3 separate regions of the Mus musculus genome follow, and all the other regions are linked to region 3. Evidence: chromatin loops called from intact Hi-C (ENCODE). Cell type or tissue: heart. All regions are shown on one strand. Each heading gives the region's core, and the rest is flanking DNA. Links, peaks and the distances in the headings are about the cores only.

Region 1 (10,162 bases), core at 3,501-8,500, 710 kb before region 3:
CTTCCCCTCCCTCTTCTCCCTACCTCCCCTCCCCCATCCACTCCTCCTCCCTTTCTCTTCAGAAAAGGGGAGGAATCTATCAGGGTGACCCTAGCTAAGATTCCTAGCAATGGAGATACAGAGCCTGAACTGGCCATCTCCTGTAACAAGACTTCCAATGGAGGGATTGTGACACCAGCCCAGCCATAATTTTACAATTTGTCAACCTACAATTTGTCCTACTTACAAGAAGTGCAGAGGTAAAGATGGAGAAGAAATTAAGGGAGTAGCTAACCAATGGCTGGCCAGGCTTGAGATCCATGCCATGAGAGGGAGCCCACTCCCGACACTGCTAATGGTATTCTGGTACACTTGCAGACAGGAGCCTAGCATAATTATCATCAGAGAGGCTTCACCCAGCAACTGATAGAAACAGATGCAGAGACCCACAGCCAAGCATTAAGCGAAGCTTACGGCAATCCTGTGGAAAAGGGGAAGGAAGGACTGAAGGAACTAGAGAGGTCAAGGATACCATAAAAAACCTCTACAGAATCAACTAACCTGGGCCAATAGGGGTTCACAGAGACTTAACTGTCAACCAGAGAGCATGAGTAAGACTGACTTAGGCCCTTTGGACATATGTAACAGTTGTGTAGCTTGGTCTTCATGTGGAACAGTAGGAACAGGACTGTCTCTCACTCTATTGCCTGATTTTCAGACCCTTTTCCCCCCTATTGGGCTGCCTCGTCTCGCTTCAATAGGAGATGTGCCAAGTCTTACTGCAACTTGATATACCAAGGCTGGTTGGTATTCATTCTTCTGCTACTTGACAATGGAGTGTGACTAGCTGATTCAAGCTCCTGCCCCCATGCCTTCCCTCCTACATGACAGATTGCACCCTGGAACTGCCATAATAGGAACTCAGATCAACCCTTAGTCACCTCTGCCAGGGATCTTGTCAGTAAGCAGTGTAGTATAATTTTATCCTCCACAGTTTACAGGGACAAAAACTTAACTCACAGCTCGAATATAAATCAAAGCAAGATTATTGGGTATGGGGGGATATGTGGGTGTCTACTAGCCTCTTTCCTCAGTTTGCATGAATGAGTTTCAGAAGGTTTAAGAAACCTGTGGAATTGATCAATGTACATGTTGTGATATAGAAGAAACAGAGTCAGAAAGACTCAGACATACAAACAGATGACATGGTAAAGGATGAAAGTTAAGATGGAGAAGAGGAGGAAGCGATCTTGGGCATGGTGGTTAGCACCTTTAATCTCAGCACTCCAGATGCAGAGGCAGTCACATTTCTATGAGTTTGAGGCCAGCCTGATCTTCATTGTTCCAGGACAGCCAGAAATATATAATGAGACCCTGAGTCAAGAAAGAGAGAGAGGGGGGGGGGGAGGGAGGGAGGGAGGGAGGGAGGGAGGGAGGGAGGGAAAGTAAGAAAAAGAAAGAAAGAATTTTTTAAGAATGAAGAAGAGGAGAGAGAAGAGGAAAAACAAGAAAGAGGAAAGGAGGTAGACTAGGTGAGAGACAGAAAGAAACAGAAGAGGGAAAAAGAAAAAAGAAGACAAGAGAGAGAGAGAGAGAGAGGGAGAGGGAGGGAGGGAGAGAGACAGACAGACAGACAGACAGACAGAGACAGAGACAGACAGAGACAGAGAGACAGAGAAAGAGAGACAGAGAGAGACAGAGAGAGATAATTTTTGAAAGAACTGAGGGCCTTGAGAGGTGACTAGGTCATGAGAGGAAAACCCCTTAGCATCCATCTAAGGAGAGACTTGAGAGAACTTGTGGATCCCCTCCCAAGTGAGAATACAGTCAGACTGTCTATGAAGAATGGATCCTCACCAGACCTCAAATTCTGAATTCTGATGTATGGCATTTTATATGCCACCCATCCCTGTGTATTACTGCATAGCTGAACAGACATAGCGTTCGTACTACATGGACAGAAATGTGCTTTGTGAATTGCCTGCCCCTTTAGGGAGGTGGAAGCGCCTTTGTCCTTCACCCCAGGCCTTTAGGAAGTGTCCCCACAAACAATGACATTTCTCAACCTTTCCATCCTGTTGCAGAGAGCAGCCTTGCCTACCTAGGCAAACTCAGTTCTAGGAAACAAAAACAGTTGGGGGGGGAGGGGCGGCAGGGAACTATTGCTTTTAATGCCTTACAAGCCTCTGGTGAGATTCAGAATAAAGCCTACTACTGTGAAAGAAAGTAGGAAATAAAAGGCATTTTTATTACCCTGGGCTCTGCCTTGTTCGAGATACCTACCTTTCCATTGTGAACCATAGACCTTCTGTGTGTCTTGGCACGATGAGTTGCTGTGATTTCCTCCCACAGACCATCTGGGTGCCAGAGCCATCTTTATAGGAATGCTTACTCAGTGGAAAGGGAGTTGAGGAGCAGCCTGGAACTCTTTTCAGCAGGCTGTTTTATGCATGTGAGGCAATTACTTCTGCAGGAAGCGGGAGGAAGATTTACAGCATTTAGGATTGCAGAGCCCTGTTAATATTGCAACATAAAACCCAGTGTCCAGAACACAGCTCTGAAGGAAGGCAGTGGCAGGGATCTCTGGAGCCCTTGTTGGACACGACACAGTCTACTTCCCAGACCTGAAGCAGGTAAGCCCACTGCTCCTCTTGGGCTACCAGAGGAGAGGAGCAGCTTGGAAATGTCCCTAAAATTGGGTTAAATGGCAATTAGAATCTTTCTGCCTTTACTTGAATTATTTGTACTCTATTTGGTCTTTCTATAAGTGGGTCCTCATTATCTTGGGAAAAAAATAGAAATTCTCATCAGAGACATAGGGGAAAGTTTTGTCCCTATTGTCTTAGTTAGGTTCCAATTGCTGTAAAGAGACACCATGACCATGACAACTCTTATAAAGTACAATATTTAATTGGGGCTGGCTTATAAGTTCAGAGGTTCAGTCCATTATTATCAAGGCGAGAACGTGCAGCTTCCAGGTACATATGGCACAGGAAGAGCTGAGAGACTGAGAGTTCTACATCTTATTCTGAAAGCAAACAAGAGAAGACTGGGTCCTAATAGTGCCACTCCCTGGGCCAAGCATATTCAAACCACCATACCTACTATGTGCCAACCAAGCTTAACATACCTCAGTCCCCCCGGAACTTAAATTTGGGTTCAAGAAGACTTCTATCCTCCTTGATAGGTATATAGAGAATCAGCGGTCCCAAGTACTTGCCTAAGGACATTCTGCTAATTAAGGAATATCTTAGGGTTTTCTTGCTGTTAGGAGACACCATGACCACGGCAACTCTTAAAAAGGAAAGTATTTAATTAGAGCTGACTTATAGTTTCAGAGATTTAGTCCAGACATGGTGCAGAAGAGGTAGCTGAGTATTCTCCATCTGGATCAGCAGCCAGCAGGAAGTGAATGTCACACTGGGGATGGCTTGGATCTGAGACTTCAAAGCATACTCCCAATAACACATTTTCTCCAATTAGGCCACACGTCCTAATAGCGTGACTCCCTGTGGACAAGTATTCTAACACATGAGTCTGTGGGGGCCATTTCTATTCCAACCACCGCAAGGGACAATGACCCAAAGCTAGTACTTTTCCAAAGTATTGTAATACTTACAAAGTTTTCTTTCAGTGATGGCCTGGGGACGTACTTAGGAGCCTTCTGTTTCAGCTATCCTTTAATGAAAGGAGAACTCTGCTTCTAGGCTACCTCAGCTTTACCTCTGCCAAGGAGAGTTTCTTAAGAAAGTCACCTCTTGCCTGATGTCAACTCCTGTCCTGTCACTTTCATGTCCCACCACAGGAAGCTGTGGTAGAAAAGACAAAATATGTGACCAGTGGGTCCTCCCCAGAAAGTGCAATACTGCCACTTTGATCTTTGACTTCCAAACTGCTAGGACCATGTCCATGAGTGTCAGCCCACAGCCTAAAGGGCTCACAGTAATAAACGAAGTGTGCCTTACTACGTTTGCTGCTGTGTTGAACAAGATAAGCTCAGCTCTGTACACTGTACAGACAAAGGACTGCTTCCCAGATTGGCAGTTCCACAAATTCTGGCTGGACTGAATTGTACAAGAATGTAGACATAGCACAGTAGAGATATGTCATTGTATAAAATCCTTGCCTTGACAGCACAAGGACCCTAGTTCGATTCCTAGACACTATGGGGGGAAAAGCTGGGTATGGTGTGTGCATTTGCAACCCTAACTGTGGAAAAAGGGAGACAGATAAAGCCCTGGTTCATTGGCCAGCTGGCCCAAGCCTGTGAGAGCCTCTTTTCCAAACACACACACACACACACACACAAGACAGAGTGGCAGTGAATGTAATGAATTTGTGCCCATAGACACTTAGAAGTGTTGTTCCAGCTTAAGCCTTGGACAGAACAATGAGGCAGCAGGACTAGATGTCACAGCAAAGAGACAGACCTCAAAAGCACCATCGTCTGCACAGCTTCTAAGAGGAGCAAACGGAACGACTGAGCCACTGTGGCGCCTGCTCTACACTGGGACCCTGAATGAGCATCCTGGGTAGCTCTCCTCCCGCCTAGTGATGAGCTTTGGACAGAATGAAGTGCATTTCCATCTACTACCATCTTTAATTAGGAAGGGAATTCCAGCAACTCTCCATGGACCTGGAAAGTAACCAGTATATCATTTTTTTTTCTTTTCAAATTTGGAATAAGTCAAAATAAAAACATGACAACTTCCAAGTAAACACCCAGGTTCAGCCTTGGTGCATTGAAATAATCTTTAGAATTGGACGGGAAGCCGGAGAAATCTCTGTGCCCAGCATGTCATGGTTGGCTGCCATGCCATGTTCCCAGAGCCAGCTTGCAGTACTGTAATCCATACCAAGTGCTATCAGCCTCAAGAGCCTTTTATTTCCAACCTCTTAAAACCTTAATGATATTCCACGTGAGTACAGCACTTTTAAGTTTATAAAATGTGTTCGTGGTGAGCATTATCTCATTAAATTTATGAGTTGCAACATTTCTATAATTTACAACTTTCCTATAAAGACTCTTCTTCATTTTGTGTCAAAGGATGGCTGCTGAGGTTAGGACAGAGGATCGAGACCAGGAATGTGGTGGGTTAAATAAAATGGCCTTTATAGGCTCAGAGGGAGTGGCACTACTGGGAGGTGGCCTTTGTTGGGGGAAGTATGTCACCAGGGGTGGGCTTTGAGGTTTCAGAAGTTCAACATAGGCCCAATGGTTCATAGACTTTTCCTGCTGCCTCCTAATCCAGACGCAGAACTCTGTTTCTCTCCAGCACCATGTTTGCCTGGCGCCATGGTTCGTGCCATGACAATAATGGACTAGGCCTCTGAACTGTAAGCCAGCCCCAAATAAATACTTTCTTTTTTTAAAAAAAAATTGTTATTGTTATTACTCTTATTGAGAAAGAGTCTTTTTTATTTTATGTATATGTGTACACTGTACCTGTCTTCAGATACACCAAAAGAGGGCATCAGATCCCATTACAGGTGGTTGTGAGCCAATACCTGGTTGCTGGGAATCAAACTCAGGACCTCTGAAAGAGCAGTCAGTGCTCTTAACCTCTGAGCCATCTCTTCAGCAACACCCTCCCCCACTTTAAAAGATTTATTTATTTATTTATTTATTTATTTATTTATTTATTTATTTATTGTATACGAGTATACTGTAGCTGTTTTCAGACACACCAGAAGAAGGCATCAGATCCCATTACATATGGTTGTGAGCCACCATATGGTTGCTGGGAATTGAACTCAGGACCTCTGGAAGAGCAGTCAGTGCTCTTAACTGCTGAGCCATCTCTCCAGCCCCTAATACTTTCTGTTACAAGCATTGCTATGGTTGTAGTGTCTTTTCATAGCAATAGAGACCTTAAGGAAATGCATGTGGTAAGTAGCTGATGTAGTCCTTGCCTTAGGGTCTTCCACTATACCTTTCTGTCAGATGGTCCAGTACCAACAGCATAAAGGTTTGTTTATAGCATAATAAGCCTATAGCCTGCTAGGGGGATATTACAGATCTAAAATATTAAACTGGACAGAACTGGGCCACCTTAGTTTACAACTTAATCCCCTCCCAGAGCAGTGCTGCTCAGGGTTAACTCTAGTGACACTATTCACATCATGATTGTTTGAAAATTGAGGCAAAAATCTGCCTTCTGAGCCCCACTCCTTGGGCCTGGTCCTCCCTACAGTAGCCCACAGAAAACATCTGTTCTTCCACATCACCTGCAGGGGTCAGCATTTCCTGTATGTTTCTGGCTAGCCCAGCTTTCACATGTCTTCCAAATCAGGCTTTTATCTGTCATCCACATGTTTCTGAAGAGAGCTGGAGCACTGATGTCCTTGACTGTCCCCACAGAGGGTCTGGCAAATTATGAATCATAGATTTTTGTAGTGACATCAAGCTAATTGGGCTGGTGTGGTTTTGTTTTTTGTTTTGTTTTGTTTTGTTTTGTCTGCCCCCTTTTTGGAAATCTCTCTCTGGTTTTCATACCTGAAATGATTCTATAAACTCTGGCAGTTTCTCTCAGCCTCATGGTACATTAGTAACCTGTATAGTTCATATTTCTTCTCCTCCTCTTCCTTCTCCTCCTCCTCTTCCTCCTCTTCTGCCTTCTCTCCCTCTCCCTCTCCCCCTCCCTCCCTCTCTCCCCCTCCCCTCCCCTCCCTCTCTCCCCCTCTCCCTCCCTTCTACCCTCTCCCCCTCCCCTCCCACTCCCTCTCTCCCCCTCCCCTCCCCTCCCCCTCCCTCCCTCTCTCCCACCCTCCTCCCACTTCTCTCTCTGTTCTGACCTCACATATGCTAGGAAGGTGCTCTACCACTAAGCTATATAGATCCCAGCCCCCCTCTTACCTTTTATTGTTTTGTGACAGGGTCTCACTAATTTCTCAGGCTGGCCTTCAGTTCTCACTGTAGCCCAAGCAGGCTTTGACCTCGTATTCCTACCTCTACCCTTTTGAGAGTCTGAGAGTGCCAAGCCTGCTGCTTCGTAGTTTGAATAAACCTTCACCTCTACCCACTTTCGCTCTCTTTGAAAATCACTCTTTGGATTATTCTCAGACCCCAGCAAAGGTGCCCGGTTTGTTCTGACCAGAGCCCGCTGCCTTATATGTAAACAGGACAGGAAACCAGAGAAATCATTTGCCTGGTCCTAATTTATTCGTGGAGAGATGAGATAATTATGCCTGACCACAAGCCACAGGTTTTCCCTGCTGCCTGGATGCTCATCTGAGACAAGGTGGGCCTTATGCTGTTGTGTCTGTAAAGCAGAGAAGGCTGATTTCTTTAATACATTTAGCCGTGGTTTCAACCGAAGTCCAGGGTTAAAAGAGGCCTGTGAGATCTTCCACCAGCCTTCTCTGAGATGCTCTCTGAGAGAAAGCCCATCAGCTCCGTGGGGACCCTGGACAGGGAACAGGCTACACCAGCCTCCAATCCTAGACAAGTTCTACTTTTCTTCAGTGTGAGCCCCTCCCCCAGCCCTGCCCTCATGCTATGCACAGGAGTTCCTGTTTCCCAGTTAAATTCCTCAACCTATGTCCCTCGTCCTACGGAATGTGCTATGGAGATCTTAGAGTGGGATCCTTTGGAGGCAGCTCCTTTAGACCATCCCTGTCCTAAAAAGGGTGGTCCAGGAACCATCCAGCTCTCCTCTGAGTAAGTAGGGTCTTTCTTTGACAGAGGTCACAGAATCTTGTCCCCTATTCTGGGGACCCAAGACAGGACTCACAGCCTTGGTTTATGTCCTCACCCTCTAGCCCTACAGACTACTGAGAACAACAGGGGCATCTATCCTGTGGGATTCCCTGTTGGACTTGATCCAGAAAGCAGGGCCCATACCCAGTCATCTTCTCTGCTATCCGGCTCTGCCTCTGAAGGGTGTACTGGGTCCATCCTCACCATTGCTCAAGTTCTGCATCCTTTGATGGGTGTTCCAGCAACAGCTCTAACTTCTCATCAAGCAGGGTAGGGTCCTTCTCCAGTCAACTATTGTCTTCATTGTCAGTTCTAAAATTCGGACCACTTCTGCTCATCCTCATAGCAACTTTCCTATTGCTGTGACAAAACAGTCTGACAAACACACCTTAAGGGAGTAAGAGGCTGCCTTGGCTTACAGTTGCAGAGGTGTATTGTCTAGCAGGGTGGGAAGACATGGCAGAAGGCAGGGAAGATACGGTGTCAGGAGGCTGGCTGGTCCTACAGCATCCATACTCAGCAAGCAGAAAGCAAACGGGAAATGGTTCTCCAGGTCCACCCTCAGTGACCCACTTCCTCCAGTGAGGCTCCCTAAAGATTCTCAAACTAGAGACCAAGTTTCAGACTTATGGACCTTGGAGGAACATTTCATGTTCTAACTATAACAGTGTAAGACTGGATGTGTTAGATTTTTCTTTCATTATCTTTAGATATCACATGTGTCTGAAGTATGTTTCCTGAAGTTCAACATTGCAGAGAGCTTCCTTGACATCACAGAAGGCATATAAGACATTTTATTTTCAACTTAGGTTTAATTCAAGATGACCTTAGCTACCATACTGCAAGATCGGTTTAGCTGACACTGACCTAATCTTTATGACAACCCCATAAGTCAGGAACCATTGTCACCCCATTGCATATGGGGAAACCAAGGCACTGACATCTGTACAGCTAGGGAAGGGGCAGCCAGTATTAAGAGCAGGCAGTTGGCGCCTGAGGTTAGGATCCTAATTTTTACTTTCTTCTGATCCAAGGAGTGTTATCCTGCTTTACTCAGTCCTAGGAATTAAGAACCGTATCTTGCTCATCAGATAAACTCAATAAATATTCCCCAACTAAGTATATGAAAAAATTGAATCAATGAACAGGTCTTTAACTCAGGAAGTCTTCAAGAAAATTATTCACTTTATAGGTAGTCTGTGTACTTCAGTGTATGATAGATTCCCTCAGAGAACTTACCACAACTCAGACAGTTGAGCCCTACCACAGAATTCTGGATGTTAAGGATTTTTTCCTAAAGATTGCTAGGGGCTTCAGAGGCCGCCACTCAAGAGAGAGGGGCTGAAGAAATGCTCATTTGATGTAAAGTCACATGACACATTCTCAGCAGACACAGTGGGTTATGGGAACTGGAAACACAGTGAGAGAGCCAGTACTCAGTGCCCAGGAGTCTATTCTGTCCAGGCAGAAGGGAGCTCAGAGCAGAGCTCATACACTCCTATTTGTCAGGTTGTTTGAAACTCAAACAGCCATGGCAATGTCCAAGCCTCAATTGGGAAGCCAAGTGCAGACAAAGATGCAACCGTAACAGAAGCCTCCATTTTCAAATCACCTACCCCACACCAGGCTTAGAGTGTATACAATGCATTTTTGCTATAACACTATGTGTGTGGCCCTAAAAACCCCAGTGTTCTGCAAAATTGCATACTAAACATCACAGGGCTTAGAGGAAACAAAAAGGAATTGAAGAATTAAAAAAAAAAAAAAAAGAAAAAAGAAAAAAAAAAACAGTAACAAAAAGGCTGACCAGACCAATAAGAAAAAGTAATGGTGATGCTAGCTGAGTGCTTCCATGTAACCTCCCTGGTATCAGTCTGTGCAAACATAACATAACCAATCTGTTCATTACTACCCTAAACCTTGGAGTGGGTGCAGCTTCCTTTGAAACCAGTGTCTAGAGAGGTATTTTCCCTTTAATCCAGATCTAAACTCTGACCTGCTTTCTTCATTAACTCGTTGCTCTAATGCAACAGGAAGTAGGAGTGCCCCACTCACAGCAGGATCTGCTGGCACAACCTGGTTGAACAAGTCACAGTTTGAATATCTCTGGGACAGCCATTCTACAGTAAGGAAAGGCACACCTACAGCTTGTCAGCTCTTACCTAAGTCTATCCTTCTACCATGATCTGTTCCTCCATTGTGAGAAGGCTGCCTCCAGGCCCCTCAAATGTTTGTGCAAAAGGCTTTCTCCTGAACTAGAATGTCTCCCAGTGTGGAACACACCCAGGATAGTTTCCTAGTTGGCCTAGTAAGCAACTTATAAAGGAAAGCATTTAATTGGGGTTCATAGCTCCAGAGGGTTAGAGTCTATGACTGTCATGGCAGGGAGCATGGCAGCAGGCAAGCATGGTACTGGAGCAACAGTTGAGAGCTTACATCTGATTCACAGACACAAGGCAAAGAAAGAGGCAGAAAAAGCTAACT
Region 2 (10,162 bases), core at 3,240-8,239, 470 kb before region 3:
AGGACTTTGTGTACTAGGCCCCATCATTCTTTCCATGTAGAATAGGAAGTGGGTACTCTCTTAGGTTGCCATTGTATTCAGAGACTCACACATAGGAAGTTCTCCAAGTGGGGATTGAACCAAAGTCTCACTATAGAATCTGGGCACTTAACATTAGACTCCAGAAGAGAACTTCATTCACTACATTGTTTTTTTTTTAAGATTTATTTATTATTATATGTAAGTACACTGTAGCTGTCTTCAGAAACCCAGAAGAGGGGGTTAGATCTCATTACGGATGGTTGTGAGCCATCATGTGGTTGCTGAGAGTTGAACTCAGGACCTTTGGAAGAGCAGTCAGTGCTCTTAACCACTGAGCCATCTCTCCAGCCCCCACTACATTCTTACTGAATGGTAAATAACAGAACTTAGATTGTTTCTTTTAGTGAGAAACATGTTTCTCCTATTTTATTGTAGGGATATTTTTGTCCCAGAGGTCACAAGAGAACAGTTGACAGAGGTGGAGCTGAGCTATGACACTTTGTGACACTCCCTCTAAAATCTATACATTGCACCACCTATGTGGCTCTGAGTCATCGCCTTCCAGAACATTCTGTGCAAACAACTGCCATGTTCACTTGTCTCTCTTGTATCCATTCCATGTGGGTGGGTTTCCAAGGTAGACAGGAAGTGCTACTTTCTTATCTTATGGGGGGAAACAACTCTTAAGTTCACTGAAGAAGTGACTTGTTCAAGGTCAAATAAACTGGGGATGAGACAAAGTCACATTTTTTACTTCAAGACCACTGCAATTTCCACTTCTTCACAGCGCCTTCAGAGTTGATGAGTGACAGCTGTGTTGAGTGATCTTGAAAAGCTCCAAGATGGTTGGAAACTTTGATTTCCACAACATCTTGAAAGCTAAGTGGGAGGGGAAGGTTCAGAAAGGTAACTTTGAGTTTCTTTGTTCAAAGGAAGAAAGAGACAGGATTTCAATCCTCAAGTGATTGACTTGGCAGACAAGCAGTTGATTTTGCTCAACTTTTTCAAAGTTGTAATCTAGCCAAGTCATTCCAGATAATCCACTGACTTAGCTTCCTGTCCTCTGCTGAATTCTGGGTGGGTAAAATTACCAAGCAGTATTGAAACCCTTCTCTCTTGATCCTTCACTCTCTCCAATATACTATTTTGAAGTCTCTTATAATTTCAAAAGCCTACCTTCTCAAACGGTAATAAACATTTAGCCCCACTAAAGACAAATCCAATTAAATTGGTTTGAGAGCCATGAATTAAAAGGTTGGGGGGGGGATTAGATAAATCCCTAGACACAGATTCTAGCCACTATAAACCAAGTTTCCATTTTGACAACCAAATCATCTGCACCAAATCTCAGTTTACAATCTGCCCAAATAAAAGTCTTAAAACCAAATTAAAACTTGGGTGATTATTTTCTGGGTACCTCCCTCTATTCATCTTTCTGCTATGTCCTTTCTCCATTATCAGGAGCCAGGAAACTCCATCTTAGACTTGCTGAGAATCTGTAGTTCTATAGGTTTACATGCTAGGAAAAAAAACACCCTCTTCTATCTGAGTTGAATGAATTTATGTTATAGATTCACAGGGCAAGACTAAAGCCCAGGGAAACAAAAATTGTTCATTTTATATGTGCATGCATGTGGCTGTAGAGACTAGCTAGTAAAGGGAGTTGGATTCCATAAAGCTGGTGTTATAGGGAGATTGTGAGTTACCTTATAAGGGTGCTGGTGAGGACAGGCATTAAATCCTTTGGAAGAACAGAACATGCTCTTAGCTAACCATGAAGTCTGCATGAGACAGACATTGATCCTTTGCACATATATCACAGTTGTGTAGCTTGATCTTCCAGTGTGACTCCTAACAGTGAGAAGAGAATTTGTCTCTGCCTCTGTTACCTGTCATTGGGATCCTTGCCCCCTGCTGGGCTGCCTTGTCTACCTTTAATAGAACAGGAGATGCCTAGTCTTACTGCAACTTGATAGGCCATGGCTGGCTGATATCCATGCAGGCTGGCCCTTTCCTGAAGAGAACCAGATGAGTGGATGGGGATGGGGACTGGGAGGAGAGAAGGGAGGGAATGAAAAAAAAATACCAGACAGTAACAAACAAAGGAAAGAAGATTTGATTTGACTTGTGGTTTGCGGAGATAGTCCACTATGCTTGGGAAGTCATGGTGGCCAGAAATGAAGGCTGCACAGCTGACCACATTGCATCCACATCTGGGAAGCAAAGAGGGGAAAATGCTGGCATGTAGTTCACCTTCTCCTTTTTATTCACTCAAGGACCCCAGCCCTAAGAATAGTGCCTTTCTCATACTCTAGTTAACACAGTCTAGAAAATTCCTCATAGTCTTGTCTGGGGGTTTGTTTTCTTGATGATTTTAAGTCCGGTTTAGTTGACAATGGACCCTAACCATCATACTAACTATTGGCTTGGAACTCTTTGTCTGTTGGTGCCTCGGGCCCAATCTCTTTAAGATGGAAATGAAGTCATACACTTAAAAAGAGACATAGCAGCATATTGTTCCACTGTGCAAAGCCAGGTAGAGAGTGTGCTAGCCCTGGACACAAATCCCCAAGCTACTGGCTTAATCAAAGCTTTTGTTCTTGCTCTAGATTCCCTAGAAGCAGCCAACTTAATTTCTCTTCTTTGCTTTTTGCCTTTGCCAAAATCTTTTCAATCTTGTCATTTCCCCCTCTTTTGGAGAATAGTAAAGGCATGTAAAAATTTTCTGTTTTTTTCTTTTCTTTTTTTATATGAATTTCAGGTGAAGCCCCGATTCTCCTATGCAAATGAAGCAGAACTCTTTCCCTAACCTGATTGCCTGTGGAGATTGGCTGTCTCTAGGGCAACCAGGCACCAGAAAGGCCTCCAGTACCAGTCTCAGGCAAATGCACCTGTTTTTAATTATCAGGAACAGGAACAATTCTGCCAACAGCAAGCAATGTGGGGTAGATCAATTTTTGAGTAACTCAACACTTTAGAGCCCCTCTCCCAAAGGACCTGGGAGAGAACCAAGTTCAAGTAGGCTGTCTGCTACTGCTGGACATGCAGACACCACCATTGTACTTCCCACCAGCATTACTGTCCTACTTTAAACAAGAAGGTTATTTTCCATTTTTCATTATTTTAAGTGTGTGTGTGTGTGTGTGTGTGTGTGTGTGTGTACATGTGTACATGTGTACATGCAGGATTTCCATGCCCCTTCCCCCTTTGCTATTTGCTCTGGTTTTGTGAAGATGTGCCTGCTGAAGGGATGCAAGGAAGCATTTTATCTTCCATTCGATGACATCCTGTCAACTGAACATGGGATGAACTATGGAGCAGGATGATAGCTTGGGATAGGTGTGGCAGCATGTTGCTTTAACAGGGACTTCATTTTCTCTGGATATAAATAGAGGAGGTGATTCTTTATCTAGAGCAACCAAAATACAGGGCATAGAAAGTAGATGCACTTGGTAAATGGCTGCTAATTTCATGTGTTTTCCCCAGAACAATGGGTGACTGGTGTGGACTCAGGCATGCTATAGTTTGGATGTGGTTTGTCTTCAAGGGTTGTTGATAGTTTGGTCCTGTGTGTGGTGGTGATACTGGGAGCTAGTAGGACCTTTAAGAGGTGGGGCCTAGTGGTGGGTTGTTAAACCCAAAAGGGCACTGCCTGTAAAAGGCATTTAGTGTAGTTCTCATGAGACTCTAGTCAAATTCCCCAGAGAGAATTGTACTTAGTGTCTCATTGCTTTATAACTTTTCTAGCCTTAGGCATTTTCTAATAGCTATTGCAAGTTGACTAATCTGCCTCTCAGAAGTATAACATGGAAGGCCTTTGAGAGATTTAACTCAAAATCATTCTGACAATAGCCTTTGGAGGAGAAGACAGTAAACTGATCAGAATAGTGAAAATAAGCCATGATTATGGTGTAGGTCCCTTGTTATCTAACCAAGGTATAGCAAGAGCCCAGCACTTGGAGTTTTTGGATTTGTTAGTAGGAAATTCTTTAGTGCATTGGTTCAAAGGGTTTTTCTGGATTGAAAATTGAGATTGCTTTTGCAACATAAGAGAAACTGGAAAACAATGGAAAAGCCCTAAGTCCTAGGAGGCAGGCTTCTTTCTATTCCATCCTATCTTGAATTTGTAAAGGAATGTCCGGTGGACCACGGCACCTTCATGACTTCTGTTGTATTTGGGTTATATATAAGGGTTTAGAACCCCATGATCCAGTTTTCAGGGTAAGAGCAAGGTAGCCAGCAATAAGAGTGAGAGAGTTTAAATTGGGTCTCCAGGATATGTATGTCTTTGATTTATATACACATACACACATCACAGGCATGAAGTGTGATTATGTGTCTGTGGATGCCACGTTGTGCATTCAGTTAATCAGGGAGATAGAGACCCTGGCACTGATAACACGTGAGCATAAATCTTGGTTCTGCCCCTGGAAAGCACATCACTTCATCTTGCATTTTTAAAAACCCCTCAAACTTTATGAGGATGACTGTAAAGTGGAGATAATAAAATAAGCATGTATTCTTTGGAATTGCTTTTAGGAGTGGATGAAGCAAGTGGATAAAAGTCATGTGTGGTCCTAGCTTTAGTTAAAGATGGGTACTCTGTCACTACTCCTGCTGTTCTACTCACTGTGTCTAGAGCAGTGGTTCCTACCTCCCTAGCACTGCTACCCTTTAATACAGTTCCTCCTGTTGTTGTGACCTCCAGCCATAAAATTATTTTCATTGCTACTTCATAACTATATTTCTGATGCTGGCATGAATTGTGATGGAAATATCTGTATTTTCTTTAGGCATACGCTGTGAAAGGGCCATTCAGCCCCCGAGGGTGGCATGAAGTAGACAACTGTTAGTGTAGAGCATTCACTAGATTCTAGAAATCAAATTAGGGAAGAGGACCAAAAGATGGTTTGAGAAACATATTTTTCCCTCAGAAATATCACAGACTGTAACCATGTATACCCACCAATACACAAAACAGAGAGAGGGAGAAGGTGAGTGGGAGGCGAGGGGAAGGGGGAGGGAGAGGGGAGGGGGAGAGAGAGGGGGGACGTGTATGCATACATGCACAGTCTCTGGGGCAAAGGGTATATGTAAGGGAGTGAGGAGAGAGAGCGTGAGCAGACAAGAAGTGAGACAGACGATGTTTCAGATTGAGTCTCTGGGCAAGTCCTCTTGGGAAAACTGCCTTTGGCCTCTGGCAAGTTGAGACTGGCAAAAAGATTCCATGAGGCAAGGCAGCAGCAGCAGCTGCTCAGCCTTTGTCTTTCCTCCTGCAGGAGTCTCACGTAGTCTGCTCTGCATTGCATTAGAGATTTTATGATCATCTTAGCCTTCCCCCACTTTTCCTAGGTCACTCTCCCCACATGACATGCTGTTCCTGACATAGCAATATCACAGTCTATAAGCATGTATACCTACCATGGGTCTGCATGCTACAGACATTTCTATTGCTCTTTCTTAGCATTATTTTTGTTTGAAAGTTCCATGAAGTTATACAAAATATATTATAGGTATTGTATTATAAATTCACATATATAATGTACATTGATCCTATCCATCCACTGACACATCCCCCCCCCATTTCTCTCTAAATTTCATCTATTCCTTTAGTTTTTAAAGTTTTTTGGCTATTACTAACCTCTGAGTTCAATTACACATGTTTATGTATACACATGGATCTTGTTTATTTCTTTATTGGTCAGATTATTGGCTCTTTGTTTCTTGTCTGAGGACCTGACAGAGAGGGCATCAAAGCCATCAAAGAGAGCCGTGGCCCTGCCTCTGTTCTCAAGAGAGTGGGCAGTTGAGTCAGGTGGGTCTGGTTGGCATGGTGGCAGCATGTGTCTCCTTTGATTCCACTATTATACCTCGGGGTCTGACCATCTAATTTTGGTATCTTCAGTCAGTGAATTTATTCTTAAAAGAAAGAATCACTCAGGAAGGAACTTTAGTGTGACCTAGAGTTGACTTCTTATCAGAAACAATGAAGGCCAGGGCCCAATAGGACAACATTCAAAGCATTTGGATTAAACACCTGCCAACAAATGTTTGTGGAGTACTCACTGCAATCGCTCTATTTGTCAGAGTGTAGCCAGTGTTTTCACAGGGTTTGCGTTCTAAGGAGAAAAGCACAATTTATAAAATAGTGTAAACAGATTGAGAAACTTCCACACTTCTCAGAGTGTCCAGAAGGGGGCGCCTGACCCAACCTAATGTGGTGGTGCGAGTGAAGGGGAGTTACTTCTCTTGCAACTGTCTTTTTTGTTTGTTTGTTTGTTTTGTTTTGTTTTGTTTTTTCGAGACAGGGTTTCTCTGTATAGTCCTGGCTGTCCTGGAACTCACTTTGTAGAGAAGGCTGTCCTTGAACTCAGAAAACCGCCTGCCTCTGTCTCCCAAGTGCTTTGGGCACATCTGGTGTAGGCTGTATTGACATCCTATCAGATGTAACCCTACTGTAGGGGAGCAGGCATTCGTCCTTGCATTTCTGTTTCTCCATTGTAAAATTTCAGTGTTGAGTCTAACATCGACACCTCCTTAAATTGTTTAAAATCAAAATTTTTATCATTATGGTGTGTTGGGGAACCTAGCTATTAAAATAGTTTCATGAGCTCAGCACAAAAAGGAGGGCTCCCTTTCTCAGCGCGGCTTCCGGTTTCTGCCTGAGAGTGTCCTTGACACAGGTGGCTGGCCTTGTCTGATAAGTGCCCTTGTACAGAGCTCTCTGCAAGGCTGCATAACTCAGCACACATCCTGCTCTGGCTTTCTGCCTGCATGTTAATTAGGTGATGTCTTATAACCAATCAGCACTTCCTGTGCGCTTGATGCCATGGCCAATTAGCTGTTTTTACTTGCACCCCTCCCCCAAAAGCCTTTATATACCCTATTGCTGAAACAATAAAGTAGACTTGTCTCGCTGCAGCAATCTCCAGAGGTCATTCTGTCCATACTTGTAGCCGACTGAACCCTGCTTTTTGCCTTCCTTATCTCAGGCTGGTGGCCACCAGCCTCCAGTGAAAGAAGCAGGCACATAATGGTGGTCTTTTGAAAACAAGTATATGATTTTTCTACTGAGGTGAATATTTTCTTCAAATGCTTCATTGCCACCTCAGAGACAGAGAAGAAGCTGGCTATGAGTATGTGCACGTAAAATTCTTTTCTTCTGCTTTCCCCCATGCACTTTGACTCTTGCCACCTGTAAAAGCCTGTGTTTCTTTGTAGTAGTCTTAGTACCAGGAGGTTGGCTCTGGTGGTTAAATCAGTCCCACTTGTTACCTGGGGTCATCTGCTAAAAAACACTCAGAGAGATTTGCTGTTTTTACTTGAAGTTTGTTTGTTTTACCAGTTTTCCACTTATACATTTAGAAAAGTTATCGTGTGTGTGTGTGTGTGTGTGTGTGTGTGTGTGTGTGAGAGAGAGAGAGAGAGAGAGAGAGAGCATGTGCATACTTATATGCAAACACACAGAAAGAGGCAGATAGACACACATAGAGAAGAGAGAGAGACTGGACTGTGGTTGTATTTAGTCAGCTTCTGCAGATAGATTGTGAATATTCTCATTAAATGGTTTGTCTATAGTAAAGAACAGCTCATAAATATAGTATTTCTCCCTCTTTCCTGGAACGAAGTCACCCAGTAGACACTGAGACACTTTAAGGCTTTGGTTTGTTTTCATATTCACAGTCATTCATGAACACTCTGACCTAAATTCTTTTTATTGAGCTTGGTCCCTGTCCTTGATTCAAGCTGCCTTCCCTTTCTCTTCTCTTTGCCTTTCTCTATATGATGGTTTCTTCACCACAGGACTGTGTAGTTGTTTGATTCTCTGAAATGAATGCTCTATTATTTTCTTCAGAACAGCTAATTTACTTTAGGGGCAGTTTCTGTTAGACCTATCCCTTCAGATTTTTCTAATTGTTTGATCCCTACCTACTAATTCCAGTCACTTTGTACTTTACCTCCTATTTCTCTGTCTGCATCTCCCCTTCCTTTATAGCCTTTGAGAAGGCTTGGCTTTTCAATATTTTGAGTCTAAGTGTTATATTAACCACTCAGTGCAGATTGACAGATCTGTTGACCACAATTGTGTCTATTTTTCATGTGCAGGTAGAATCCCTTGCCACTAACATGTGTTTGTATGCACATGCATGTGAGTATATGTGCGTGTGTGTTAGTGTACACTACACACACGTATCATTTTCCATTATCCTCTTGTCTTTCACTCTTTTCTTACATGTGTTTTACAGAAAATATCAAGCAAAGAAAATAAGAGAAATGTGAAGGTTAGAAGAGAATGAATTTGCTGATGGATGGATCAGTACCCACCTGACAGAAGTTCAAAAAGTATCTTACAGTGCAACCTGAAGGACTTACTAGGTCTTTCAGTACCAGGAGAGATGCAAGTGTGAGTCTTCACCCAGTTTCACTGTATCTCAGCATCTTACGATGTCACTCCTGGGTTGCTCTTCTGGGCTTGTTTTTCCCCAGGACATTTGGTCTGTCCCCAGAGACACTGTTTCAGAAGCCAAAGCAAAAGGAGAGATAACAAACTCTGGTATGATTTCTGGTGGAGACACACTTTCTGATGCTTAAGGCTGTCTATTTAAAAACAGTGAATTAGATTTGAGGCATACTCCTTGCCTAGGTTTCTACTGCTATTAAGTATTTTGCAAGAATTATATTACTCCCTAAGAATCTATGTTATTTCTTCTCATTTTTCCTGCAAAAGATGAGTTCAGTATTTCATCTATTCTCATTTAATGTTAATTCTCCTTTATGCTCAGCTATTAGGAGAACCTTTATGCATGTGTTGTGTGTATGTACATATGTATTCATGTGTGTACATGTGTGTGCATGTGTGTGGTTTATTATTTTCTTCACTAAAGTGTTTGTAAAACCCTCTCCAGATCTTTAACCACTTAAAAAAACAATCTTTTCCTCTTTCTATTATGTGAGTCTGGTTTGACCTTTTAGTTGAGAAATAATTAAAATTTACTTCTGTGTGTGTGTGTGTTTATTCATGCCCTATGTTGTCTAATTTTAAAGATAAAAAGATAAGCAGGATATGAGCTATGTCTGTATTTAAACCTTTAAGGTGACTTTTCTATTCAACCATGAAACATTTTAGGTTCTAAGATGATTCTTAATGCTGTCTAGGTCACTGTCTGCATGTACACCATGGTCACAAGTCACTGCCTCCTAAGTCCTTTGCACTGACATTGTGGAGACCCAGCTCAGGAGGTTTCAAACAGAAACAAGGACCTTAATAGCAGCTGGGTTAGAGGTTGTGCCTATGATATTTTGGGTAAAGAAAAATGCGTCTGCCTTCTGCCCTTGTCCTAAGAACTTGCCTAAACTAAATTTAAAAGCATTTAAAGACAACATAATATTGAGTATGTGGTACTGTCATTATTGATAACTCTTATATAAGTCTACAGTAAAAAGATAAAGTGGAACAGAAAGAAATACACAATGTCCAGTTGGAAAGAAAAGGAGCACCAGAAAACTTAACTGGGAAGCCAAAGCTTATGCTAAAAGAGAGGCTTCTATTGTTAAGATTAGTCCCATTAAGTAGGGGCTTCTTTCTCTTCTTTGGAACAACAAGAACTGTGCCCCAAGTGTGAGGCTCTGCCCAACTAAGCTTCCAAGTGTGTGTGTGTGTGTGTGTGTGTGTGTGTGTGTGTGAGAGAGAGAGAGAGAGAGAGAGAGAGAGAGGAGAGGAGAGTTTCATTTCTTCCAGAAAACAGCAGCATCTGGTACAAATGTGATTTAAAGGTGCCAAGGTCCATCCCAAGCCACCAGTTGGCTATGTTGTTCACATGGTGCTGGCTTTGGAAGCATGCAAGAAGAAAGAGTGAGGTGGTCATGGACTCTTCTTCTGGGGTTTCGAAGAGAAATTGGAACCAGGTAAATTATGGCAGTGTTAAAGTCACTGTGAGAAGAGGGGCCTGGGAAGTCATTGTGGTGAAGCTATAAAAGGAAAGCCTGAATTTCAAGGGAGATTCCAAGCTACTGAAGATACCTGAAACATCTGCCAAGGAATGGTGCATATGTAGTTGAGCCAGTCAATGTGTGTTATAGGCAGCAAAGCCAAAGGGTATAAGCTATCTGAACCCTTAGGAACTGAAGTCTCAAACATCTG
Region 3 (10,162 bases), core at 1,813-6,812:
GAGACTCTGCCCCACATAACCACAAAGGTTTACATGTGTGAGTACACACACATGTTCTCCAGGGCACTAAATTGTATCTTTAGAAAAAAATCTCACTAATATATTTTTTTTTGGTCTTGTTTTGCTTTCCTTTATTGATTTTGATTTTCTGTTCAGGGTTTATTTTTCTCTTTATTGATGTCAAATAATCAACAAATTCAGACTTAGTCAAGAAAAGTTTACCTACAAGGTTACTTGATAAAAGGGACCGTAGAGGTAAGCAGAAGCTTTGATCAGGTGGTCCAAACAGTGTTTGTCACCAAGTTTCCAGTGGAGAATTCAAGATTTTTGATAATGAGAAATAAACATAGCTAGAAATCAAGTGTAGAAAAATAGAGGGAAAACTTGAATGTGTTAAAATTCTACCCAGAGCCTAACCTATTATCAGGGCTGTGTGGGAGAAAATGTTAATGACAAGCTGTGGTCTAACTCAGGTTTAGGTCAAGATTCAGAGACTGGGAAGAAAGAAAGAGACTTCAGCAAAACTGGGTTAACATGTGCTTTGTTCTGATCAGTCATGGGGGACAAGCATTTCAAGCAGTCCTTTAAGAGGCAAAGAATGGGTTTGGATCTTAACCTCCTCTTCCTGTGTAAAAGGACACCTATTGTTTAGCTAGCAAGCAGAAGGGCGATTTTCGTCATAAAAGTTTCATGAACAGAACAGGATGGGTGGGCGTTTCTTACTTACCTCTGGTTAGAGGCTCAGAGACTCAGATAGTTAGAAACTGTTGCCCTGTTTAGAGTGTCCTAAAGCCATGCTGGTTCTGAGCATATTGCTCTTCTGTGCTACTGGCATTATGCTAGGTTCCAGAGTACTTCTCCCTGAACACCATTTTTCAAGTCTGGGGGAGAAATATTTCATTTAGATTTCAATAAAATTGTGTCATAAGTGAATAATATGGGGTACTAGAAACCAAACGAAATTGCCTCATTGAGGACAGCTCTTGAGAATATGCCTGGCCATATTTACCTTGAGAGTCCGGTTCTAGGCTGGCTACATGTTCATTGAAGATTCCAAATATAGGCTGCATTTTATGTCCCTTTTCCAACTTGTTTTCATGGACACAATGTTACAACCCATTCATTTCGATAAAAACCTACTTTTGGACAGTGTACTTGAGTCAGCAGTTTGAGTGGCTGAGGAAGAGGGATTGCCACAAGTTTGAGGCCAGCTTTGGGGATTATGTATGGCTTTCTCTCTCTCAAAACTCAAGCATACGAGCAAAAATAAAATGCAACTGCCTTTGAATACCAAGTAAAACTGTTAATATAATCAATCTAACAATACCCCATTACTCGTCATGTAAAGATACTATTGAACTTGGGTTTCCTTTCATTAAGCCATCCTCCAAGGTGACAGAAACATATATGCTACCCATGTCCTTGACAGTTCACTTCTAAGAGCATCTACCTATAAGGGAACACATAAATCACTCTGAAAATATAAAAATATTTATAGACACAGTAGCAAATATTCAGAGAAGACAGTCTGTATTAAATGTCCAGGAAAAACCTCCTAGAATTCTTTATACATATCCTGTTCTTGACTAAATGAACTACCATGTTTTCTATTGCTAAAACCCAACTATATGAACCAAGGAAACTTGGAAGAAAGCAGCTTATTTGGCTTATGCATCACAGATTACAGTGCATCATAAAGGAGAGTAGGGACAGAAGCTTGAGACAGGAACCGAAAGTGAAGCCACTTACTGGCTTACATCTTGTGACTTCTTAATCCTGCTTCCTTCCTTCCTTCCTTCCTTCCTTCCTTCCTTCCTTCCTTCCTTCCTTCCTTCCTTCCTTCCTTCTTTCCTTTCCTCCTTTCTTTCCTTTCAGTTTTTATTGTTCTCTCATAAACTATATCCTGATCACAGTTTTCCTGCTTTCCCTACCAACAGTTTCTTCCTCTGACCTTCCCTCCCACCCATGTGAAAATGGAGGCATTTGTGCATCTGAAGTGCCTTTTTCCTATATAACTAAAGCTTTTGTCAAATTGATAAAAACAAACAAATCAGCCAACTAAACCAGCACAATGCCATTCCTCTTTTCAAGCTCCCCTTACAACATCTGGGGTCATGTACATCTCTAAGTACATAGGCCATTTCTTACTGTAGGTCTTCTTATTTACCTATTACCTTTAGAGTATTTACAAGCATTGATGATTTCTTTAATATTTTGCTTATGCTCCTCTGCCTGTTAAGAGTAACCTGTAAATGCTTATAGTCTTACATGACTACCTGTCAGGATTCTAAATCACCTACTGAAGAGTGTCCCTGAGTATTTGTTTAAAAATTAGGACAGAGGGCCATTAAGATATCTCCATAGGTTAAGTCACTTATGAGCAAGATAGACAACATGGGCTCAGTCCCTGGGACTCAGCTAACTTAGATGAGATTTGGCTTTAGCAAGTTGTTCTATGATGTTGATAGGTATACCATGGGATGCCTACTACTACACACACACACACACACACACACACACACACACACACAAATACATACACAGTCATATCATGTATACATCTCCATACACAAATATACACATATGTATGCCTGCATACACACATACACATATACAATCACACACATGCAAACGCAAATACATGCATACACACATACACACATATACATATAAATACATACATGTCCAGATATGCTTATATGCATGTGCATACACACATATATCCAAACACATACACATGCACATACACAAACACACACACATGTATATATATTCACAGATATGCATATACTCCTGCCCCCATAAACAGACACTCATGCATACACTTGAGCTCATGAACATACAGGCACAGACACATACTCTCAACATATACACAAACACCCATGCACACACTAATGTAATGTTTTTAATTATTAAAGAAAATTTTGACAGCATTTAAATCTAAATATGTCTGGAAGAAATAGAGTTTCCTGGTCTGAGACATCAGCATTCCAAATGAATCAGACCACATCATTCCCCAAAGCAATAGGTAAAGCCCTGGTTTATATTTGTATAACTATATGGCCCTCTCTTGTGCTATTTGGTTGTGCACACATGTATCTGTTTCCCCTGTCCCGAAACCACTACCTACCTGCATTAAATTTAAATCCACCCTTGAGTAGCAAAGAAAAATAAATTCAGGAACCTTTGAAGTGCCTTCTATTCCCATCCCAGTGTTTAAAATAATAGTTTAGTCTCAGCTCAAGATCTGGGTTATGTATGTTATTTTCAGAACTAACGATGTATAGTGTAATTTGAGCTCTGCAAATGATAATACCTATATTCATACTATGATTTACCATTTTTAAAGCAATTTCATGTTGGCTCATTTAGCTCTCATGAGTACTTTTTAAGAAAAAAAATATACTCATTTTAGAAATGAAGAAACTGCCAGCCATATCTATTAGCTGATTTTGCCGAAACTCTACACGGAGTCAAGAGCAAATCTTGGGACTAGAGCCAGCCAAGGTTTCTTGACTTTTGTCCAGTGGCTGCTCCATGACAGCCTGCTGAGTCAGCCACAGGGGTGACTTGGCCTATTTCTATCTTTGTTTTTAAATAGATTGTGTATTTGGCCTGCTTTTCCAAATGAGAATCGTCAGTAGGTTTATCTCAGAGTGGATGCTGTTCTTTGGCACAAGACCTTCTTTTCTAGGGAATGTTCTGCATCGAGAAGGAGCTCGGCAGTTACTTAGTCCAAGACAATATCCCCACCATGTGGCTGGCTAGTCCAAAGTTGATTGTCTGAAAAGACAGAGAGCTCACTCCTTTATACACTTTCCTATATGTGTCACATTTGCTTATGATTCATGGCAACTCATAAAACAGATGCTGTGACTGGCTTGATTTTAACAAATGGAGAAACTAAGGTGCCAAAATAAGGACATTGTATAAGATTACAACTTTAGTCAATTACAGACCAAGGATTGGACTCATGCAGTTTATATTCCAGAGGGTCCTTACTTAAGGATCCCACTATGCTGCATGTATACTCAAGTTGAATAGTTTCATTTCTAAAATAGAGATCTTCCATAGTCTTGTTATACAATGTGAGTGCACATAGATATGTATGCAAATAAATAAGGATTAAAACAAGGAGCTCATCAATCAGAAATTTGGGTTCGGCTGTGTTTACACAGCTTGGCTATGGCAGAAAAGAATTCTTGTAGTGCGGAGCAAATGTGTTGGCAAGCCACTTTCTTCTTTAAACACTCAGATCTCTCCAGAGCAGCTCTAGAAATTACCCCTTTAGTGTTAGCCAAGAATTGAAATCAAGAGTAGAGTTCTGGTTATATCCTCAGCTTTATTTAGCTCATGGAGTCAGCCCTTCATCTTGTCTTTAGTGCATTTATCTTAAAAATTGAATGTGAAGTTCAGATACATGAAGTATTCCTTTGTATGTCTCAATATTTAAATTAAACCTAGCTCAGATGCCATCTATTTTTACTTCTGATACAGAAAATGGAATTTCACAAGTAAAGTTAACTCAGTAATTCTAATTTTAAGCCCAGTCCCTCAAATTCATTTTTTCTACGTAATTCCCATCATTTCTTTCTTTATTATTAGAGCACCACCATGGTTTCGAAGTAATCTGTGCAGAGTCCTGGCTCTAGGTGGGGATGGAGTGGACAGGGAAGTAGCACTCTGATATTGGCTCATTTGAGTCTCTTTCTGACCATTACTAATGTGTGCTTCCTTTGCCCAATCTGTTATCAACCTTTGCCCATTTGGAATCCATATGGTCTTCTAGTCTGCCCAATCATAGACTTCAGTTGTAGTAGCCTTGCTTTTTTCTTATCCAACATGGTGTCTGATGGTTCAGAAGGGTGTCTGGGGTGTCTACTTGTCCTCTAACACATACAGACAATTCTGAGTGCCCCAGCATGGCAGCCAGAGTTCCATGGGACCATGGTACAATTTATCTTTTATCCCTGTTTCTTATTGTTTCAGCAAAAACTCCCTGAAGTCATATGGATTTTATAAGAGATCTGTGCTGGCCCCGGGCTACCACCCAAAGACAGGAATTAAGAGCCCCGTTTTTGAAATCTTCCCAGTTAGCAATGGGAGTTTATCATATTGATACATCATTTGCGTAGTGTGCATGAAGACCAAGTTTTCATCTCTAGCACGCCATACCAACCCTTACATATACACACACCATAGTTCTTTCAATTTATTGAATGATTTCTTTTCTATTGTGCTTCAGTTTTACCCTAAAGTAGAGCTGAAGAGAATTACCTTTCCTGCAATTCTTACATATTGAGACCCATCTCATCTCTAAACCTTTAGCCTTATCTGTGTTCAGGGGAGACTCTTGTCATTTACAGAACTGTTTAAATAATCTTATGCCAGCATTTCTTCTTCTCCATCCCATAGTTGATGATAGAGCTCTGTATTCTAAGCACATCCCTTAAATAGTTAAGAACAGCAACGGCAGTGATAAAAGGCCTTTTCAATTCACAGTGTTGTTAAAATAGGATACTGAATGAGGCTTTTCCTATTGTCTTAGTGCTTTGGCTAAAGTTCCACTTCTGAGAACAATAAGTTCTGACATTATAAATAGAGCACCACATTGCAGTCAGTTTCCTCTCCCAGTGCTTGGCCGAGAAACAATTGCCACAGTAGTCTGTGACCCCGTTCTCCCACCCAGAACACTATAGGCAAAGAAGAGATCAGAAATTCTAAGACAGTTAACTAAAGACAAAGAAAAATCCTAAGTAGTTATCATCCTTAAAGCTTTCTCCTTTCTTTACACATGGGCAGGAACACACTCTCCCAGGGGCTTACCCAGAGATTTCCAAGGCATTGGTAAGAGAGGGATGGGGTTCCCTTTCCAAATGACGCTGACTTGCAAAAGTTGTTCTTCATTGCAGTGCAGTCCATTAGTCTGTAGGGCAACTCTTAGGGACATTTGGCGTGAGTGGTTTATTTACTATAGTGTAGGAGCCCCTCACCAGTTGAGAAGTGGCAGGTGAGCAAGGATACTATCAGAGCAAGGGAGGAGGCAGCCTGACACCTGCTGTTAGGTGCTTCATGATGTTTAGAGTGACCAAATGGGTTCTCTGGAATATGTCTAAACTTCGGCTGTCTCTTACATGCTCATTAGTATATCTTTAGGATCCAGAGTAAGCTGTCAGGGTCTGTGGGATGTATAGTAATCAGGCAGAGGTGAAGGGGGGTGGGGGGCGATGAAAAGGCTAACTATCAAAATGAGAAGTCTGTGGGGTGAGAGGATTACCAGGAGAGATTCTGGGAAATCCATATACTGGCTTCTTAAGAATCTACCACATAGACACAGAGTGCACATGGGAGGCACGTGAAGGGGATCATGACCAGAGAGCACTAGCCTAGGAAGAGCAATAAAACAAACCTAAACATGTGGAAAAGAAGTTCTTCCTGGAATAGCAGATCCTCCACTCAAGAAAGGCCCGGAAAGTTAGATGGATATTGTGCTTAGTCTAAATTCTTGGAGGCAAGTCAACCATGAGGCAGAGCGCCAAGTGGTCACTGGGACTAAAGGGAGTCATTTGGATTTATTCTTAGAGTTGTAGCACCTGGACACCCTGCTGACTAAATCAAAACTTGCTATTAGAATGAACCAAGAATGAACTCACTGCATGGGTGGGCTTAAATTGTCACTAGAGATCAGACAGTGCATTTGGAGAAAAAAAAAATAATGTTTCTCTTTTTCGTTCCATACAGGATAACAGTGAGGTAGTTACTGTCTCACCCTGGTTTCCAAAAGCATATTTAGGGAGTCATTGTTAAGGGTTTCACTTGGTCCTCATTGATATCTTTATGGACGTTATCATTCGGGGCCAGCTTCACAACTTATAGTGAAATAGTAGACATTAAGGAAGAAAAAATGTTTAAATGGAAGGAAAGTCAATTAATATCCTAAAAGATTTTTCCACATTGGAACTGGGTCTAGCTGTTAGCGAAGAGGTAGCTTTTTAATTTTAGTGCTCCAAGCACACCCCTGTTGCCTACTGTAGTTTAGAAATGGGTTGAGAGAAGCAAGCAACTTTCTGGCGATGTCATGTTTTCAGAGGTTTCTCCCTAGGTAGCCAATCAGTGTTGAACTAGTTTTCTTTATAAATAATTTATAGAGAGGCAGGATCCCTGTCCTTGTCTCTTCTTAACCCTCTCCTAGACTCCTGACATTAATCATCTGTCCCAGAGGGAACTGCTTCAGTATGAAGCAAGTCTATGTGTCTTCATTCCACTGTGGGTATATGTATATGTAGAGTAGGGGTGTGTGGGTAATACTCAGATGTGTCAATCTGCATGTATGGAAGCCAGAAGAGAGCATTGCACAGCTGCCTCTATCATGCTCTCTATGGCTTTGAAACTGTCTCTGAACCTGGAGCTAGGCTGGTAGCCAGAGAGCTCCTCCTACCTCTCCTCTGCTCTTTCTCCCCAGCACTGGGCTATTGGGGAGCATATGACCACATGTGGGGTTCGATGCAGGCTGGGGAATATTCAGCCAGGTTCTCATGCTTGCAGCACCATTATTGGCTGTGTCATTTCCCCAGGTGCTCACCACAGGACTGTTCCTTCTAAAATAGCCCCTCTTCCACTATCAGCAAACTCTTCCGAGGGATAGCTTTGTTTAAAACTCATCCAGATTTCCATTGAAAAGTATAATATGTGCATTCTATTTTAAAATAGCCTTCATGTTTAGATAGCTCTCTGTCTCTTCGATCCCCCCCTTTGATCTAACCTCCTCTATAGTTGAAGATTTTGTTGCTTTTTGAAAAGCCCATAGATTTGTCCACTTTCCTGGAGAAATCTACGTCTTCCCTTGTTATTCTGAATCCTCACTCCTGCCCAGCAGACACCTTACCCCTCTTCTCTTCTTTGCTGCTGCTGCTGGCAAACTGCTTTCCAAGATCAAACTTTTAGCCCATTTACATCAGCCTGCTCATCTTCTGTCCCAACACTTCCTCATTGCTGGAGTACCCATCACTGCTCTGTCAGGCATTTCTTGTTCAGTCACCTGAGCACACAGGGCTTTTTTCTTTTTCTTTCTTATTTTCCCCCTTTATCTCTTTCTCCTTCCTTCTCCTTCTCCTCCTCCTTCCTTCTCCTCCTCCTCCTCTTTCTCCTCTTTCTCTTTCTCTTTCTTTCTCTTTCTCTTTCTCCTCTCTCTCTCTCTCTCTCTCTCTCTCTCTCTCTCTTTCTCTCTCTCTCTCTCTTTCTCTCTCTTTTTCTTTTTGCATGACTTTTTATTACCACAGCCAAGCACGTTGCCTAGACCTTAGTAGAGGTATACTGACTTGCTCTCAATGGAATGGAACACAATATTCACAGTATCTCAGAATCCTCATTTTGTCAGATACATACAGATACTGTGTGTATCTGAAAGTCTGAGGATTTGATATATCATTCTACAATGAATGCATTTCTCGCTGGAGGTTCTGGAACATTTTCAACATCTGTTTGCTTAGTGAGAAGTTAGGTTTTAAAACAAAGGGGCAAATGAAGTAAGGACAGAGATAAAAGATCTTGCAGGCCTAAAGGTTATTTAATTAGATAATATAGATAATACAGCCACTGTTCTTATGTGCTGTGTCTATTGTGAGTATTAGTCAATGCTAATCAATCAAAGGAACATGGAGGTTTAGGGGGGACTCAAGGCCACACAAACATTTTTCATATTTTAAAATTGTTTGCATTTGGGTCAAAAATTTTTTTGAAAGAAGACCTATAGTGACAAATTTCAAGTTCTTTCTCAGTTCATTGTTACAGGCAAGCAGCTGGGGGAGAAGTTTCACCTCCCATCTCCCAGGCTCAGTGAGGAAATGACTTTACACAAGGTGGTCCACACAATGGTCCAGTTGCAAAGATCTAAAGCATCTAAGATAGTAAAGTGAGTACAGGCTGCAACAGGGGTGAGACAGAAGGCTGGATGGAGGAAGGGATATCAGTAAGGAAAGGGGAGGACATGTGACAGGGAGAGCAGTGTGGTGACTAAAGGGAGGCCCTGACAGAACATTACATTAAAAAAGTAAACTTTGTATTTTGGGAACAGTGATCAGTTTACAGTGATGACTGAGCAGGATGTATGGAAATTTACAATATACTCCTTGCCTCTAACACCTGTAACTTCCTTAATCATCAACATCCCACACTTGGGTAGTATACTCAAAATGACCCTAGGCTAACATTTAATCATCTCTGCAAACCTGTAGTTTATTACCCTCAATTCTTGATGTTTTACATTCCATAGATTTTGAGAAATGTCTAATGACATGTAGCCACCATTACATTATAATAAGGCCACTATCACTGCTAAATATCCTCTGTGTACCATTTATTGACCCCCTTAGTCCTCTGGAAACCAATATTTTTGTTTTGTTTTTGTTTTTGACTATCTTTATAGTTCCTAAATGTTAAGTTTTGTACTCATAGCATGTAGCTTTATCTAGTAGCCCTGTTTAGCCAAGGGACATTCACTTCATCTTCACTCATGTCTTTTCATGACTATGTAGCTCAACTGAGTTATAACCTTTCCTTATTTGGAAGAACAATGGTTTAACTATCAATTTGCCTACTGAAGGACACTTAGGTTATCCAGATGTGTGGAATTAGGGATGAATCTGTTTTAAACATTCAAGTAGAGGGTGTTTTGCAGACATGCGACTTTAGTTACCTTCATTGAATATCAAGAACATGGTTTATCTATTCTCTGGAAAGATCATGCTTGGCTTTTTAAGAATGAGTCATGCTTCTTCTAAGGAGACCATGCACGGTGCATGTGTGGAAGGAATGAATGTGTACCCAGACAGCTCACATTTTCATCGGCATTAGTGAGCTGGAATCCTGGATTTGGGACTTTCAGGTAGATGTGCAGCAGAAAAGGCAAGGCTTTGATGTTGATCCTACAGGTAGCTCATGGACCTGTGAGGAATGAATAGACACCTCTTTTGATTACTTGCTCTAGTTTTCCTCTACTCCCATCAGACCATGAAAGCACAGGGTGTGAAACTTTCTCCTCCACAAATTCCTGCAGATTCTCTTCCCTGGCAGGTCTAAACCTGCCCTCATATCTTTTCATTTCCTTTTCCAAGTACGGTTCTACCAAAATTGAATTTTGCTGACTAATAAACCTCTAAGTTAT

The links. A loop is a pair of places that touch in the nucleus more often than their neighbours do. Peaks named below come from ENCODE experiments on the same cell type or tissue, not always from the same donor. Only the 100,000 strongest peaks of a DNase experiment are listed, where the experiment ranks them.
Region 1: it touches region 3 in a loop (6-fold over the local background); 5 of 42 quality-filtered maps call a loop at or near these places.
Region 2: it touches region 3 in a loop (19-fold over the local background); 10 of 42 quality-filtered maps call a loop at or near these places.

The regions. Positions count from the first base shown.
Region 1 is chr12:13,596,431-13,606,592 of GRCm38, forward strand. It overlaps a transcript of Nbas not described here. Among named protein-coding and RNA genes, the nearest start is that of Gm35725, 26 kb to the right of the region's middle. In heart, for the core only: a CTCF peak has its summit at 6,194 (motif pointing right); no DNase peak of the experiment used is centred there.
Region 2 is chr12:13,838,516-13,848,677 of GRCm38, forward strand. No RefSeq gene overlaps it. Among named protein-coding and RNA genes, the nearest start is that of Gm35890, 180 kb to the left of the region's middle. In heart, for the core only: a CTCF peak has its summit at 6,206 (motif pointing right); no DNase peak of the experiment used is centred there.
Region 3 is chr12:14,312,335-14,322,496 of GRCm38, forward strand. No RefSeq gene overlaps it. Among named protein-coding and RNA genes, the nearest start is that of Gm40840, 34 kb to the left of the region's middle. In heart, for the core only: a CTCF peak has its summit at 3,764; no DNase peak of the experiment used is centred there.